Linked DNA regions of Homo sapiens: region 2 is linked to region 1. Evidence: chromatin loops called from intact Hi-C (ENCODE). Cell type or tissue: MCF 10A. All regions are shown on one strand. Links, peaks and the distances in the headings refer to the core of each region. The heading gives the core; the rest is flanking DNA.

Region 1 (8,371 bases), core at 28-8,027:
GTGTGACCAGGACATTGACACAGGAAACAAATACGGTAGAATGATGGACAAGATGACCAGGTAACTGTCTTCCTAGACTAAGCTGTGTAATCCCATAGACTGACACTATAATTACATGGAAGTAATTGCCATGTATTTGCCAAGAAATTACATGGTTGACAGTACTCTGAAAATTGTTCTGTATTTCTAGTGCCAACAGCTATGTTAACAGAAAATGAAATTAGAAACAACCACAGGAGGTGTTTTCTACTCATTTAGAAAACTATTTCATTTGACAAGTAAAATTTAATTTACAAGTAAATATTATAAAACTAAAAATAAAATAGAATGACTTAGAAATGTTTCTAAGAGTTATTGTTATTTGGCATAATGTTGGCTTTATGGAAAAAACAAAGTCATTTACTACATCTCAAGCTAATTACATTTTCTATTTCGCAAGTGCCAGTGCTATAAAGCCGTATTTCCCAGGTTATTCCTCACAAACAAATGAATGTCAGATTCCAACAGGCCAAAATAGGAATAACTATATTTTGTAATCCGACAACTTTTTCCAAAATAATATAAAAGCTATCTTTTATGTATTACAAAAGCTAAATTGTAAGATAAGAATAGTTTTGCAATGTAAAATTATGTCCAAATTAGCAAATGAGTAGTTTTATGTTCTCACATTTTGTGGCATAAATGTGAAACTCTTAGAGATCAAAATCACCAGCTTAAACCAAGAAACCTTACAAATGATCATTATGCTAAAAACTACTGACTCTCTTATTTGGCAAGAAGCTTGACTGATTAATCACACAAATTTTGTGAAAATAAATACTATGAGAACTGATCTCTTACTAAATATATCTGATCTCTTAATAAAGTTTAGCGCTACTCTAAAGTCTTGTCTACATGAAAAAAATTTAAAATCAAAAAAAGATTCACTTAAACACATTTTTCAGAATTTATTTTAAAGTTATATAATAAATTATTTTATCTAACTATGCATTTAATTAATACAAAATTTTGTAATGTGACCTATACATATACATATTTCATTTGCTGGTTAAGCCAAAAAGTGAAATTTAGGCAACCAGAGAAGATAACCAGTGTCAAAGGAATCAAATTCTCTTCTCATTTTCTATTTTACATTTTACTAAGGAAGTTAGTTTTACAGCAGATGTTAAGATTTAAATGTTCTGTACTGTGGGGAAAAAAGCAGTATATATATATTAGTATTTATAGTAACTAACGTTTGTTAAAGAAAACAGATATACAGAATAATATACATAAAAATATACTTCCACATAAATAAAATATCGGAAAAGTTACATAAAAAATTAATAATGCTGATTACATCAGGGCAGAATTACTGAGTGTTAAATTCTATGAAATATCTTTTGTAACTTTTTGACTTCATCTTGTTTTTATAAATTGTCTATTCAAAAATCAATTTTAAAAAGCAAAAAATAAATATGATCTTTTATTTGATGAAAAAGGACTACAGAACTGGGACCATAGGCTGAAAGTAGAAGACTAGAACTATAACATAGACGAAAATCATTCCTTGGATTATAAAGAAAGTTACTACTTCTCATTTTACAGAGCATAATAAAGAGCAAAGTTTATTGAAAGAGGGTTTGGCTCTGTTGCCCAGGCTGCAGTGCAGTGGCATGATCACGACTCCCTGCAGCCTGGACTTCCTAGCCTCAAGCAATCCTCCCACCTCCGGCTCCTGAGTACAGGCTCGGACTACGGGTTCATGCCACCATGCTCGGCTATTTTTTTGTAGAGATGGTATTTCTCCATGTTATCAAAGCTTGTCTCGAAATCCTAGGTTCAAGGTATCCTCCCTCCTCCACCTCCCAAAGCGCTGAGATTATAGGCACGAGCCAGCGCACTTAGTCTAAGAAAAGCAAATCTTCTAAGAATACATGAGCAGTTTGAAAATGCGGGCCTTACATAAGAGTCATACAGTGGATTTTAGAGACTCAGGGGGAAAGGTGGGAGGGAGGTGAGGGTTAAAAGACTATATGTTGGGTATAGTGTATACCACTCAGCTAATGGGTGCACCAGAATCTCAGAAATCACCCTTAAATAAGTTATCCATATAACCAAACACCACTTGTTCCCCCAAAACCTACTGAAATATATTAAAAAGAAAAATAAAAGAAAATGGGATCCTTGGAAAAAATAATGTGTCATGTAAGTCCAGAGCCATATGGGACAAAGATGAACATGGGACAAAAACAAAGAGGACGAGTAGCACATGTATAACTCAAGAAAATGAAGAAACAAAGCTAACCTTCCTCTATACTCAGATACACACGTACACATACAGACACACACACTTTCTATTCTATGCCCTTCTGGGACGTTGGCTGGGTCATAATGATCCTATTGGCTAATCCCCTAGCAGGACTCAGTGTTCAGCAGCCAATTTTTGCTGTTTGTCACCAATTCTTTGAAATAGCCTGATTAAAACTTAATCTGATTCTTTGGCCAGGAAATGTCAGCTTCCAAAAGACTAGTTGTACATTTTTTGCCCTTGATTTCTGTGAAATAGTCCTAAATAAAGCCTGTGATGTACTCTAGGCCTTCCTTAACTGGGATTCCATGAAAAATTAAGCCCCTACCAAATGCACTAAAGGCCTCCATTTTATGTATGAATTAACTTATTTTCCTATGCATCTAGAATGAAATTGATATGTGTTATTCTTCAGAGAATTGTGAAAAGAGTCATGAAGACTATTTTCTGTTTCCTGTGATTCACAGGGGAAGAATCCCATTGAGATTATGTTACACAAAAGAAGCACAGTTTTTAGACCAAAGAGTAAACTCAGGATAACTCAATTTTCTATTTCAAATTCTCAAACACTTTGCAAGAGGATCTGCAGACCACAAAAATATTTCTTTGAAATTATGCCATCTTTTCCAGTGCTTTGTTCCACACCACAGTTGCTTCACATTTCTTTTATCTCAAAACTATTCTGAAATATTTCTCTTCCTCTCCACACAATTCCATCCTGTCTCCCATGCCAGAGGGCTAGTGGGATACTTATTTATACCGCTGCAGCAGTGCCGTACTTTAAGATTGCCAAAGAACCAGGCAACGTGAGTATCCAGGTGCACAGAATCGTCAGGAATTGTGGTAATTCTATTACTGTAAATACTTTTTTCATGAGAATTGTAGTTTGTATTTTTGTTCTGTCCCCAGCCATTTCTTCCTTTCAATTTTGGTCCTATAACTTCTGAAATATGAATATAAATTGTTTTGCTTGATTTGATTCATTTCTGTTACTGACAACAAAAGTTCTATCTAATATACTTTATATATTTTCTAAAAACTTTGCTCTAAAATATTTCAATATTTTCAATGTTCATGTTTTTTGTGTACATGCAAAGAACAAAAAACTAAATTAACTTTTTCTGAATGTTAAATAACTTTTTTAGAAAATTTGGTGAGTTAACTAGATGAACAAATGCGTAGCATTTATGGGAAATAAACAGAGCATATACATTATTTTCAAACACCAGAAAAAGTATTTATAACAAAAAGTTTTATGCCTAAAAATGAAGCTAACATCGTGAAAGTAGAAATCCAGCAGATCATATTTCTTGTTTAAATTTTAGTTTAGGTTCAGGGGTACATATGCAGGTATTCATGTGGGTGAATTGTGTGTCACGGGGGTTTGGTATACAAATAGTTTCATCACCCAGGTAATAAGCATAGTACCTGACAGGTAGCTTTTCAATCCTTACCCTTTTCCCACCCTCCCCAGTGTCTTTTACTTTCTTTGTGTCCATATGTACACAATATTTAGATCCAACTTATAAGTCAGAAAGTGCAGTATTTGGTTTACTGTCCCTGTGTTAGTTTGCTTAGGATAATGGCCTGCAGCGCCATCCATGTTGATGCAACGGACATGATTTTCTTCTTTTACGGTGGTGTAGTATTCCATAGTGTACATTTACTACATTTATTTTATCCGGTCTACCATTGCTGGGCTAAATTAGGTTGATTCCACATCTTTGCTATCATGAATAGTGCTGCAATGAACATATGCATGCATGTATCTTTATGGTAGAATGTTTTATATTCCTTTGGGTATGTGTACCCAGTAATGGGACTGCTGGTTCTAAGTTATTTGAGAAATCTCCTAACTGCTTTCCACAATGGCTAAACTAATGTACATTCCCACCATCAGTGTACAAGCATTCCCTTTTCTCTGAAACCTCACCAGTATCTGTTATTTTTAACTTTTTATTATAGCCATTCTGACTGGTGTGAGATGGTATCTCACTGTGGTTTTGATTTGCATTTCTCTAATGATTAGTGACATTAAGCATTTCTTCATATGCTTGTTGGCTGCATGTATGTCTTCTTTTGAAAAGTATCAGTTCGTGTTTTTTGCCCATTTCTTAAAGGGGTTGTTTTTTGCTTGTTAATTTGTTTCTGTTTGTTATTGATTCCGGATATTAAACCTTTGTTGGATGCATCGTTTGCAAATATTTTCTTCCAATCTGTAGGTTGTCTGCTTACTCTGTTGATAGTTTTTTTGTTTGTTTGTTTTTTTGCTGTGCAAAAGCTATTTAGTTTAATTAGGTCCCATTTTTCAATTTTTGTTTTTGTTGCAACTGATTTTGGCATTTTCATCATGAAATCTTTGCCCCCAAGTCCTATGTCCAGAATGGTATTTCCTAAGTTATCTTCCAGGGGTTTTATAGAAATAAATTAACTTTTAATATTAGTTAATACAATTTAAGAAAATAAATGGCAATAGATATTTATATTACGTGGGTTTAGTCACTCTCAACTAATATTTCACATACATCTGTAAAATCTTGAGTGTAACATTGCTGTTAGATGAGCATATTCTGATTATTGCTTTTTTCTGGCTTTTTTCTTACTTTTTTCACTGGGCAAAATCATTTTGTACCAATGGCTTATTTCTCTTTATTATTGAGTACTATTCCATTGTATAGATATATTACCATTTGTTTATCAGTTCATATGTTGAAGGACTTTTCAACTTTACCTATTAAAAATAGCAATTAAAAATAAACTGTTTTTAAAATTTTATGAATATTCATATATGTTTTTTCGTGAACATAGGCTTTCACATCCTAATGACAAATGACTAGGAATAAAAAGCCTGCATCACATGTTAGGTACATGTTTAACTTTTTAAAAAAAATTTTGTGGGTATATAGTAGGAGTATATATTTATGGTGTAACTAAGATTTTTCTGATACAGGCATGCAACGTGAAATAAGCACATTGTGAAGATGTTTAACATCTTAAGACATTGCCAAAGTGGTTGTACCATTTTTTTTTTTGCAACCAGCAGTGTAAGAAATGCCCCTTCCTCCACATCCTTGCCAACATTCGATATGATCAATCTTTGTAATTATAGCCTATCAATAATTATGTAGTGGTATCTCATCTTGATTTTGATTTGCATTTCTCTAATGACTAAATGATATTGAGCATCTCTTTTTTTGCTTATTGCCATCTCTATATCATCATCTTTGATGACAAGCATGGTCATATATTTTGCCCATTTTATTCAGTTGTTTTGTATTGAGTTTTGACAGATCTTTATATATTCTATTAGACATATCTTATTCTATTTATATATATTCTATTAGACAGATATTTATATACTCTATTAGACACATATTTTTCAAATATTTTCTCCCAGTCCATAGCTTGTCCTTTTTGTTTTCTTTCCTTTCGTCAAACTTTATTTTAGTATCAGGGGTACATGTGCAGGTTGTTTATATAGGTATATTGCATGATGCTGAGGTTTAGAGTATGAATGAGTCTGTCACCCAAGTAATGAGCATAGTACCCAATAGGTACTTTTTTTCAACCCTTAACCTGTTCCCTCTGTCCTCTCTCCTGTATTTCCCAATGTCTATTGTCTCTTGTTCCCATTTGTATGACCATGTCTACTCAATGTTTAGCTCCCACTTGTAAGTGACAACATTTGGTATCTGGAGTTCTGTTTCTGTGTTAGTCCACTTAGGATAATGGTTTCCAGCAGCATCCATGTTGCTGCAAAGAACATGATTTTGTTCTTTTTATGGCTGCTTAGTACTCCACGGTGCATATGTACCACATTTTCTGTATCCAGTTTCCCATTGGTGGGCACCTGGGTTGATTCCATGCCTTTGCTATTGTGAATTGTAGCTTGTTTTTCATTCTCCTCACAGTATCTTCCAAATAGCACAAGCTTTTACATTTTGATAGAGCCAAATTTGTTAATTTTTCCTTTTGTGATTGTGCCTTTGGCTGTTGTGTCTCAGAAATTTTCACCTTATACAAGGTCACAAAATTTTTCTCCTGTGATTCCTTCTACAAGTTTTGTTGCATTCAGACTTATTTCTAGGTCTGTAATACATTTTGAGCTTACTTTTGCGTATGCCGCAAGACATCAATCAAAGTGCATTGCATGAATGTTTATATCCAGTTGTTGCCAAATCACTTGTTCTTTAAGACTATCATTTCTCCACAGAATTATTTTTCACTTTTGCTAAAAATCAATTGTACATGTTTGTATATGTCTAAGTTATCTATTCAGTTCCATTGATGTATTTCTCTATATTAATGTCAACAGCATACACTCTTGATGACAAAGCTTTATAGTCAACCTTGAAATAAAGGTACCTCTACTATTTGTTCTCCTTTTTCCCATATATTCTTTTTCCTATTTTTCAGACAACTTTTGGATTATCTTAGTATTTTTTATAATTCAATTTAGATCCTTTGTTGACTAATAGTATAAGAACTTTACAGTAATATATCTCCTTCTAGCTTTTGTTATTATTTTCATCCATTATATTTACATACATATTATAATAATATATTGTTATTTTGTTTACTTAAACAGTTCATATCTTTTTCACAGCTTGAAATATAATTCACATATACAATTAACCAATTTAAAATATCTAATTCAGTATTTTTAGTGTATTTACAAGGTTGTGTAACTATTATCACAATCTCATTTTAGAATATTTTAGTTCCTCCTTAAAAAAAAAAAAGAAAAGAAAAACATACCCATTAGTTATCACCTCCCATTTCTCAAGGTTGTCAAGGTTCATCCATGTTGTAGCATGCATTGGTACTTCATTTTTTATTGCCAAATAGTATTCAACTGTGTGTTATGCAACATGTTATATTTGAACAGTTACTTCTATCTTTCAATTATTATGATTAAACCTACTATGAACATTTGTGTAGAAGTGTTTTGTGGGTATATGTTTTTACTTCTCTTAGTAGAAATGGAAATGCTTGGTAATAAGGTATCTTCATGTTTAATCTTCTGACTGTTTAACTAAGCTGTTTTCCAAAATGGCTACGCCAACTTACATTTTCACCAGCAATGCATTAGGGTCCAATTTCTCCACATCCTTGACAATGATTATTATCTGTTTTCTTGATCATAGCCATTTTAGTGGATGTGAAGTGGTAGTTTTGATTTTTATTTATCTGAAAAGTGATAAATGATGCTCAACATCTTTATTATCATTATTATTATTTTTGCTTATTGGCCATTTGTATATCTTTTTTGAAGAAATGCATATTCAAATTCTTTGCTCATTTAAAATTGTTTTTATCGTTCGGTCATAGGCATTCTTTATGGCTTCTGAATAGAAATCTCTGATCAGATACAGATTTGAAAATTAATTTCTGTAAAAAAGCCAGCTGGAGTTTTGATAGACACTGCATTGTCTATAGTTCAATTTAGAGTACTGACATCTTAACAGTATTAACTCTTCCAATCCATGAGCACAAGATGTTCTTTCATTTTTGTAGATCTTTTTTAATTCTGTGAGATTAGGTTTTATGGTTTTCAGTGTATAAGTTTACACTTCTATTAAATGTATAACTAAATATTATTTTTGATGCATTATAAATGGAATTATTTTCTTAATGTTATTTTTACAATGTTTATTGGTAATATATTAAAAGCAATTGATTTTTATGTATTGATCTAATGTTCTGCACCCTTACTGAACTCATTCATTAGTTCCAATAGTTGTATGTGTGAGTATATGTGTTTCTTAGGATACGAGGAAACATACAAGACCATTAAATCTGCCATTAAAGATAGTTCTATTTCTTCCTTCATGATCTGGATGAACTTTGTTTCTTTATCTTGCCTAATTATCCTATCTGGGATCTCCAGCACAATGTTAAACACAAGTGGCAAGAGCAGATATCCTTGCCTTGCTCCTGACCTTAGAAGTAAAGCATTCAGCCTTCCACTATCAAATATAAGGTTATCCGTGGGTTTCTTGTGAATGGCCTACACCAAGTTGAGGAGGTAGTTTTCTATTCCTAGTTTGTTGGGTGTTTTTATCATGAAATGGTATTGTA
Region 2 (8,371 bases), core at 60-8,059, 84 kb before region 1:
TGATTTTCAATGTTTATACCCTTGCTCCATAGCTAAGCAATTTTAATTCATTCTATGCCTAAGATGTCATTATCTTGTAGCTAATATTCTACCAAGTTCTAAATATATTTTAGCTAAGTGTTTACCTTCTGTCAACTAATTTTCAATGCTATCAAGAAAATCCATCAGTTTCTTAATGGAAAAAATCAATTTTTCCAGTTTAACTTATTTTTGATTAAAAGAAAACTAATTTCCCATGTACTCTTTTTTAAAGGACATGCTTATTTCTTAAATATTTGTGTTTCTACCTCAAAAAGAAAAAGAGGCTATATACAAAGGCATTATTTTAGTAGACTTAAAAATGCAAGTAAAATGAAGTGGTATTCTGCATTTTAGAATTTCGTGTTATAGATAAATTCCTACTAAAACATAACTGCCTGAGCCCTAGATTACTTGAGGCCAAGAGTAAGACCAGCCTGAGCAATAGCCCAACTTCATCTATATAAAATATTTTAAAAATAGTCAGGTGTGGCGGTGCATGCCTGCAATCCTAGCTACTCAGGAGCCTGAGACAGGAGGATGGTTTGAGCCAAGAGTTCAAGGCTGCAGTGAGCCGTGATTGTGTCATTGCACTCCAGCCTGAGTGACAGAGCAAGACCCTTTCTGTAAATAATTAAAATAATTAAAAATAATTAAATAATTAAAAAGAGATAGCTGAATTCTGTGTGGCCTTCATCCCATTCACAAAGGAGGAGTCCTCATTACCTAATCACTTCCTAAAATGCCTCACTTCTTAGCTTAACCACAATGGGGATTAAGCTTCAACATAAATTTCAGAGGGGACACCATCATTCAAACCGTAGCATTCTGCTCCTGCCCCCTTCCCAAAATTCATGTCCTTCTCACATACAAAATAGTTTCATTCCATCCCAATAGCCCCAAAAGTCTTAACTCATTCCAGAATCAACTTTAACGTCTAAGTCCAAAGATTCATCTAAATATTGCCTAAATTAGATATGGATTAGACTCAAAGTATGATTCATCCTGAGGCAAATTTCTCTCCATCTGCAAGTGAAATCAGTTTATATACTTCCAAATAAAATGATAGGACAGTCATAGGACAGACATTACCATTCCAACAGGAGGAAGTAGGAAAGAAGAAAGAGGCAACAGATTCCAACAAAATCTAAATCCCTATAGGGCAAACATTTAATCTTGAAGCTTAAGAATAATCTTTGACTCCATGTGCTGTCTTCTGTACAAACTGCTGGAGTAGGAGTAGAGTGCCCAAGGCTCAGCAAGAGCCTGCCACCATGGCTCTGCTGGGCTCGGCTCCCACAACAGCTTTCTTAATTTGGAGTCAAATGCCTGCAGCTCTCCCTGGCTGATATGACACTCTGGTGTCTCTATAGTTCTTGGGTCTTGGAGATGGGCCCTCTCTCATGGCTCCACTAAACACTGCCACAGTAAGGACTTTCTGCAGTGGCCGTACCTCGGTTGCTCCACTAAACATTGCCCTTATGGTAATCTCTGTGCTGGCTCCCACTCTGTGGTATTTTTCTGCCTGGGCCCTGAGGCATCCTTTGAAATCTCAGTGAAGATTGCCATGCCTCCACAGCTTGTGCACTCTGTGTACCTGCAGATTTAGAACCACATGGATGCCACGAAGTTGTATGGCTTGTGCCTTCTGGAGTGGTAGTCCATGCCACACCTGGGCCCACTTGAGCCACAGCTGAAGTAGCCAAGGAGCACTGTACTAGAATGCAGTAAGCAGAGACTTGAGACGACCCTGGGCAGTCAAGGAAGGAGACCTAAGGATGTAATTAAAAGGACTCACTTCTTAATACCACCACAATGGGGATTAAGTTCCAACACCATCATTCAAACAATGGCAGTTACGTTCAAGATAAATCTGGAAACTTAATTTTGTTTAAGTGTGATGAAATCATTCTGGTAAAATTTTAAAATAATCTCCTGATACACACAGACGCACACACACACACAGCATTTCATTTTTCAATGCATTTTAATTTATTTGTATTAAATATTTTTCTTAGTATTATCTCTCCTTATGACAAATTATTCATATTACTATGTATGAGAAACTCAACTCTTAAAAAAGTGAGGCTCAACGGGTATAGAACTGAAACTCAAGCCTCTACTTTAGGAAAAAGGGCCAAAAGAGCCAACTTGCTAAATTTCCTTTATAATATACGTATGACAATGAAACTATCACCCTAAAACTGGAAAACCTGAGAAAGGACTCTGCTACTATAAACATGTGAGATTACTAAGGTCATTTTAAGGTAATTAGAAAATGAGCTCATTCAGTGATCATACGTTACTTCTCAAACAAATGTTGCATATAGGACAAAGGTAGATGATTTGTTTTATGAGATATATTAAAATGAATATACTACCAATTTTATGACACTTTCCCCACAACTGTTTGGAAATATTAATAATAGATCTAATGGCTATTTGAAATTCCTTCAGAACAATCTAAATTTTTTGAAAGTATTCTCATTAAATTCATTATATTTCATTGTGACCAAGAGGGATTTATTCTAGATATGTAAGGCTGGTTCAACATCGGAAAAAAAAAATCAAAATAAGTCACCATATCTCCAAGCTAAAATGTAAAAATATGCCCATAAAATTTACTCAGAGAAAGCATTTGATGAAATATGACACCCATTTTTCAGCAAGTGGGGAATAGAAAGGAATTATCTCAATTTCATGGAGTGTCTACATAAGCCTGTATCTAACATCATACTAATGATAAAAGACTGAATACTTTCCCTTTCAAACAAGGAATAAGTCAAGAATGTCTGTTTTTTCTATTGAACAGACATTCAGACAGAATTTCCAGTGAGTTCAATAAGGCAAGAAAAGCAAACAAACAAAAAGAGATATCGTTTATAAAGGAAGAAATAAATCTGCACTACTTGAAGATGGCGTGATCATTTACATAGAAAATTCCAAGGGATTTAAAAAAACAAACAAACTAAATCTTTTAGACCAAATAAGTGAGTCTAGCAATGTCATAGAATCAACACACAAAAATCAATAACATTTATATAGACTAACAATAAACACGTAGAAACTTAAAAATGCAACGCCATTTACAGTTGCTCCACAAATAAATTCCTAAAGAAATCTATATTAGTCAGGATTCTCTGGAGAAACAGAAATAATGTATACATATGTATAAGATGATTTTTTATGGGAATTGGTTTACACAGTTGTGAAAAATGAGAAGTCTCAAAATGTGCTGTCTGCAAGCAGGAGAACCAGGAAAGAAGGTGGTAAAATTTAGTCTGAGTCTGAAGGACTGAAAATCAGTGGAGCCAAGGGTGTCATTCCAACTCTGAGGCTGAGAGCTTGGGTTTGGTAGTGGTGACACTGGTGAAAATCATGGAGTCCAAAGAGTGAACAACCAGGGGCTCCAACCAGGAACCTGTTGGAGGCAGGAGAAAATGTATGTCCCAACTCAAGAAAAGTAAGCAAATTTGCCCTTCCTCCACCTTTTTGTTCTATTTAGGCCCTCAAGGGACTGGATGATGCCTCACCTCGGTGAGTAATCTTCTTTACTCAGTTAACTGATTCAAATACTAATCTCTTCTGGAAACACCCTGACAGACGCATCTAGAAACAATGTTTTGCCAGCTATTTGACCATCCCTTAACCCCATCAAGGTGACACATAACAATTATCACAGGTCTATGTGTGGGATATGTAAGTTTAAAATTACAAAATACTGATTGATAAAATTTTAAATTACCTAAATGAATATGGAAATGCATAATGTTTATAGATTGGAAAACTGAACAGAATAAAGAGATAATCTCTTCCCTGATTGGTGTATAGGCTTTAAACAATTTCTACCAAAATCCCGGCAAGATTTTTGTAGACATAGACAAGTTTCTTCTAAATTTTATATTGAAAGGTACAGGCCCTAGACCAGGTAAAATAATCTTAACAAAGAAGAGTAAAAAGGGAACATTTACTTCACTTGATATAAGGCCTACTATATATCCAAAATAATCAAAATAGTGCAATAATGGCAGAGGGCTAGACACGTAGGTCAATAGGACAGAATAGAGAACCTAGAAATAGACCCACAAAGCTGTGCCCAACTGAATTTTGACAAAGGGGCAAAAGATATTCAGTAGAAAAATGACAGCCCTTTCAACAAGTGGTGATGGAGAAATTAAACATCCACAAGAAAAAATATTAACATTGACCTAACTAAAAATGATCACCAATTTAAATACAAAATGTGAACTCATAAAATGTTTAGAAAAAATATAGGAGAAAATTTGAGGGTATAGGGTTAGCCAAATAACTCTTAGACATGACACCAAAAACACACCCCATTAAAGAAAAAATTAACAATTTGGATCTCATCAATATTTTTAAGAACTTTTAATACATAAAATCACATGTGAAGAAAATGAAGTCAAGGTATGGAATGAGAGAAAATATTTGCAAATCACATAATCAGCAATGAACTAGTATACAAAATATGATTTAAAGCTTTTAAAACTCAACAGTTAAAAAATTTAGTAAGAAAATGAATAAAAATATTGAGACAGTTTACCAAACAGGTTACAGAGATGGCAAATAAGCACATGAAAAAATGCTCAACATAAAAAATGCAAATAAAAATCACAATGACAAATCACTACACACCTATCAAATGACTAAAATTTTAAAAAAATAGTGAAAACACCAAATGTTCGCAAAAATTCTGAGAAATTGCACCATTCTTACATTGCTGGAAATATAAAATGATACAGCCACTCTGGAAAACAATTTTAACAGTCTTATAAAAGTAAATATGCAATTGCTGTATGGCAATTGTACTCATGGGCATTTATCACAGAGAAAAAATTATGTTCATCCAAAAGCTTGTAAACAAATATAGCACTTTTATTCATAATAGTGAGAACACAGATAGTTAAACACTGAAAATAGCACAGATACTCTTCAACATGTTAACATGTGAACAACACATGACCGGTGTACCAAACTGTTATCTACATGCCATTGATTACTATTCAGCAATAAAAAGAAGCTCTATTAATACCTGCAGCAACTTTAAAGGATTTTCAGGGAATTATGCTAGGTGAAAAGAGTCAATCCTAAAAGGTTGCCTAGTGTATGACTTCATTTATATAATGCTTTGAGATAAAATTTTATTTATTTGTTTGTTTATTTTATTTATTTATTTTTAAGACAGAGTCTTGCTCTCTCACCCAGGCTGGAGTGCAGTGGCACCATCTCGGCTCACTGCAACCTCCATCTCCCAGGTTCAAGTAATTCTCGTGCCTCAGTCTCCTGAGTAGCTAAGATTACAGACCATGTGCCATCACACCAAGCTATTTTTTTGTAGAGACAGGGTTTTGCCATGTTGGCCAGGCTGGTCTTGAACTCCTGGCCTCAAGAGATCCGCCTGTCTCCATCTCCCAAAGTGCTGGGATTACAGGCTTTTGCCTGGCAAGATAAAATTTTATAAATGGAAAACAGAGTAGTGGTTGTATGGAGTTAGACAACCTGGTAAGTGGTGGTGTGCAGGAGGGAGGTGGGTGTGATAATCAAAGAGTAAAACTATGTGAGGTGATATGGTTTGGATCCCCAAATATGAAATTTCATGTTCAATTGTAATCCTCAGTTTTGGAGGTGGGGCCTGGAAAGAGGTGATTGGATCATGGAGGTGGATTTTTCCCTCTGTATTGTGTCGCAATGGTGAGTGAGTTCTCACATGATCCTGTTGCTTAAAAGTGTATAGCACCTCCTTCCTCTCTCCCTTCCTCCTGCTCCAGCCATGTGAAGTGCTGGCTTCCCCTTCACCTTCCACTATGATTGAAAGTTTCCTGAGGCCTCCGCAGAAGCCAAGCACATGCCAGCCTCATGTTTCCTGTACAGCCTGCAGAACTATGAGCCAATTAAACCTCTTTTCCTTATAAATTACCATCTCAGGTAGTTCCTTATAGCAGTGCAAAAACGGACTAACGCATGAAGGATCCTTGTGGTGAGAGAACTGTTCAATATTTTTATTGGGGTGGTGGATACACAATCTACACCTGTGAAAAAATTATATAGAGCTAAACATACATACTCACAGTCACAAACAAGTATAGGAAGAACAAAGGAAATTTGAATAGGATCATTAGCTTGTATCAGTGTGAATATCTTGGTGTGATATTGTGCTATAGTTTTGAAAAATGTTACCATTGTGGAACACTGATAAAGGAAAAATAGGATATCTCTGTTACTTGCATGTGAATCTAAAATTATCTCAACAAAATCTTCAATTAAAAAACTATTATATTAGAAAAAAGAAAATTTATATTTAGGGCAAAAGCTCAATAATTTTTTAATCATATTGCCATTTTTCCACTGTTGATAAAATATTTTCTTATTGTGTCTTAATTTGCAAAAAAAGTTTAATATTGGGTAATTTTGTCTTGGAGAAAATCATTTATTTACAGGTACATATGCAGCCACTGTGTTAGATATAAAACCCTTAAAACAATATTTACAATCATGGCAATATGACCTACTACACTGACTGTAAGTTACAATTTCAGTCACCTATCACCAAAACCTATATATTATTATTTATTGGGCACTAACTTATTCAGTGTTTTACAGACATTTTAAACCATTTCACCTGAAGAAAATCTTTCCTAAAAGACCATGTAGTATAAAGTCAGACTGTGAACTGGTACATCAAACAGCCTGTTCTGACAAATGAAATTGCTAAGCATTGTAGTAAGTATATAAATGAGCTGGAGCCTTGTTGAAGGCTGTACAATCAATCTCACTTTGAAATGAATGGGTTATCTTGATAATAGTTTTGTTTGTGTGTTTGATACTCAGCTGAATCTGTTAGTATAAGTAAAACTTGGAAGTAGACACCAAATCTCTTTTTTTTTCCTTGAAAATCAAACATCTTGTTGATGAACTGGCTTTCAGAACTAAATTTAATTTATTTAGTTTATTAGCATCAAACTTATAACTCATAGGAAGAAAAAACAAAAAAAAAGTCAAGACTGCTTACTTCAGTTAAGGTTAAATTATATATAGGCAAAGCATCTACAGTGTGGGCTATGCAGGCATAATGCAGACTCTATTTATCTCCAAAATCTCCTTCTTTCTCCCCTACAGTAAACTCTAAGACCTTTTTACCAAATGTTAGTGGAAAGGAATATCAAATCATCAACAACTTTTAGTTCTCTGTGTCACTGCTGTACCTTTATCATTATTCTAGTAATAAGTACACTAGTGGGGAAATCTACATTCATAATGAATGATATAGTTTCTATATTGGGGAATGTGGGCAAAGAATACAGTGAGCCAATTAACCTATTTCTATTAGTCCACTTTCATGCTGCTTATAAAAACATACTTGAGACTGGGAAGAAAAGGAGATTGAATTGGACTTACAGTTCTACATGGTGGGGAGGCCTCAGAATCATGGTGGGAAGCAAAAAGTACTTCTTACATGGCAGTGGCAAGAGAAAATGAGGAAGATGCAAAAGCAGAAGTCTCTGATAAAACCATCAGATCTCATGAGACTTATTTACCACCACGAGAACAGTATGGGGAAACTGCCCCCATGATTCAAATTATCTCCCACCAGGTCTCTCCCACAACAGGTGGGAATTATGGGAGTACAATTCAAGATGAGATTTGGGTAGGGACACAGAGCCAAACCATATCGATTCTCCCCTGGCCCCTCCAAACCTCGTGTCCTCACATTTCAAAACCAATCGTGCCTTCCCAACAGTCCCCCAAAGTCTTAACTCATTTCCACATTAACCCAAAAGTCCACATTCCAAAGTCTCATCTGAGACAAGGCAAGTCCCTTCTGCCTATGAGCCTGTAAAATCAAAAGCAACCTAGTTATTTCCTAGATACAATGGGGGTACAGGTATTGGGTAAATATAGCTGTTCCAAATGGGATAAATTGGCCAAAACAAAGGGGTTACAGGGGCCATGTGAGTCCAAAGTCTAGCAGGGCAGTAAATTCTAAAGCTCCAAAATGATCTCCTTTGACTCCATGCCTCATATCCAGGACAAGCTGATGCAAGAGGTAGGTTCCCAAAGTCTTCGGCAGCTGTGCCTCTGTGGTTTTGCAAAGTATAGCCCCCCTCCTGGCTGCTTTCACAGGTGGGCGTTGAGTGTCTGCAGATTTTCCAGGCCCACCGTGCAAGCTGTTGGTGGATCTACTATTCAGGTGTCTGGAGGATGGAGGCCCTCTTCTCACAGCTCCGCTAGGCAGTGTCCCAGAAGGGACTCTGTGCGGGGGCTCTGACTGCACATTTCCCTTCCACACTGTGCTAGCAGAGGTTCTCCATGAGGGCTCTGCCTCTGCAGCAAA

Evidence for each region. A loop is a pair of places that touch in the nucleus more often than their neighbours do. Peaks named below come from ENCODE experiments on the same cell type or tissue, not always from the same donor. Only the 100,000 strongest peaks of a DNase experiment are listed, where the experiment ranks them.
Region 2: it touches region 1 in a loop (2.1-fold over the local background); 3 of 110 quality-filtered maps call a loop at or near these places.

What each region holds. Positions count from the first base shown.
Region 1 is chr14:28,575,039-28,583,409 of GRCh38, forward strand. LOC107984684 (a long non-coding RNA gene) reads left to right here and starts at 3,073. Exons shown (of 3, transcript XR_001750691.2): 1 at 3,073-3,133. In MCF 10A, for the core only: no CTCF peak of the experiment used is centred there; DNase peaks (open chromatin) are centred at 2,813 and 3,033.
Region 2 is chr14:28,490,834-28,499,204 of GRCh38, forward strand. No RefSeq gene overlaps it. Among named protein-coding and RNA genes, the nearest start is that of LINC02300, 120 kb to the right of the region's middle. In MCF 10A, for the core only: no CTCF peak of the experiment used is centred there; a DNase peak (open chromatin) is centred at 3,578.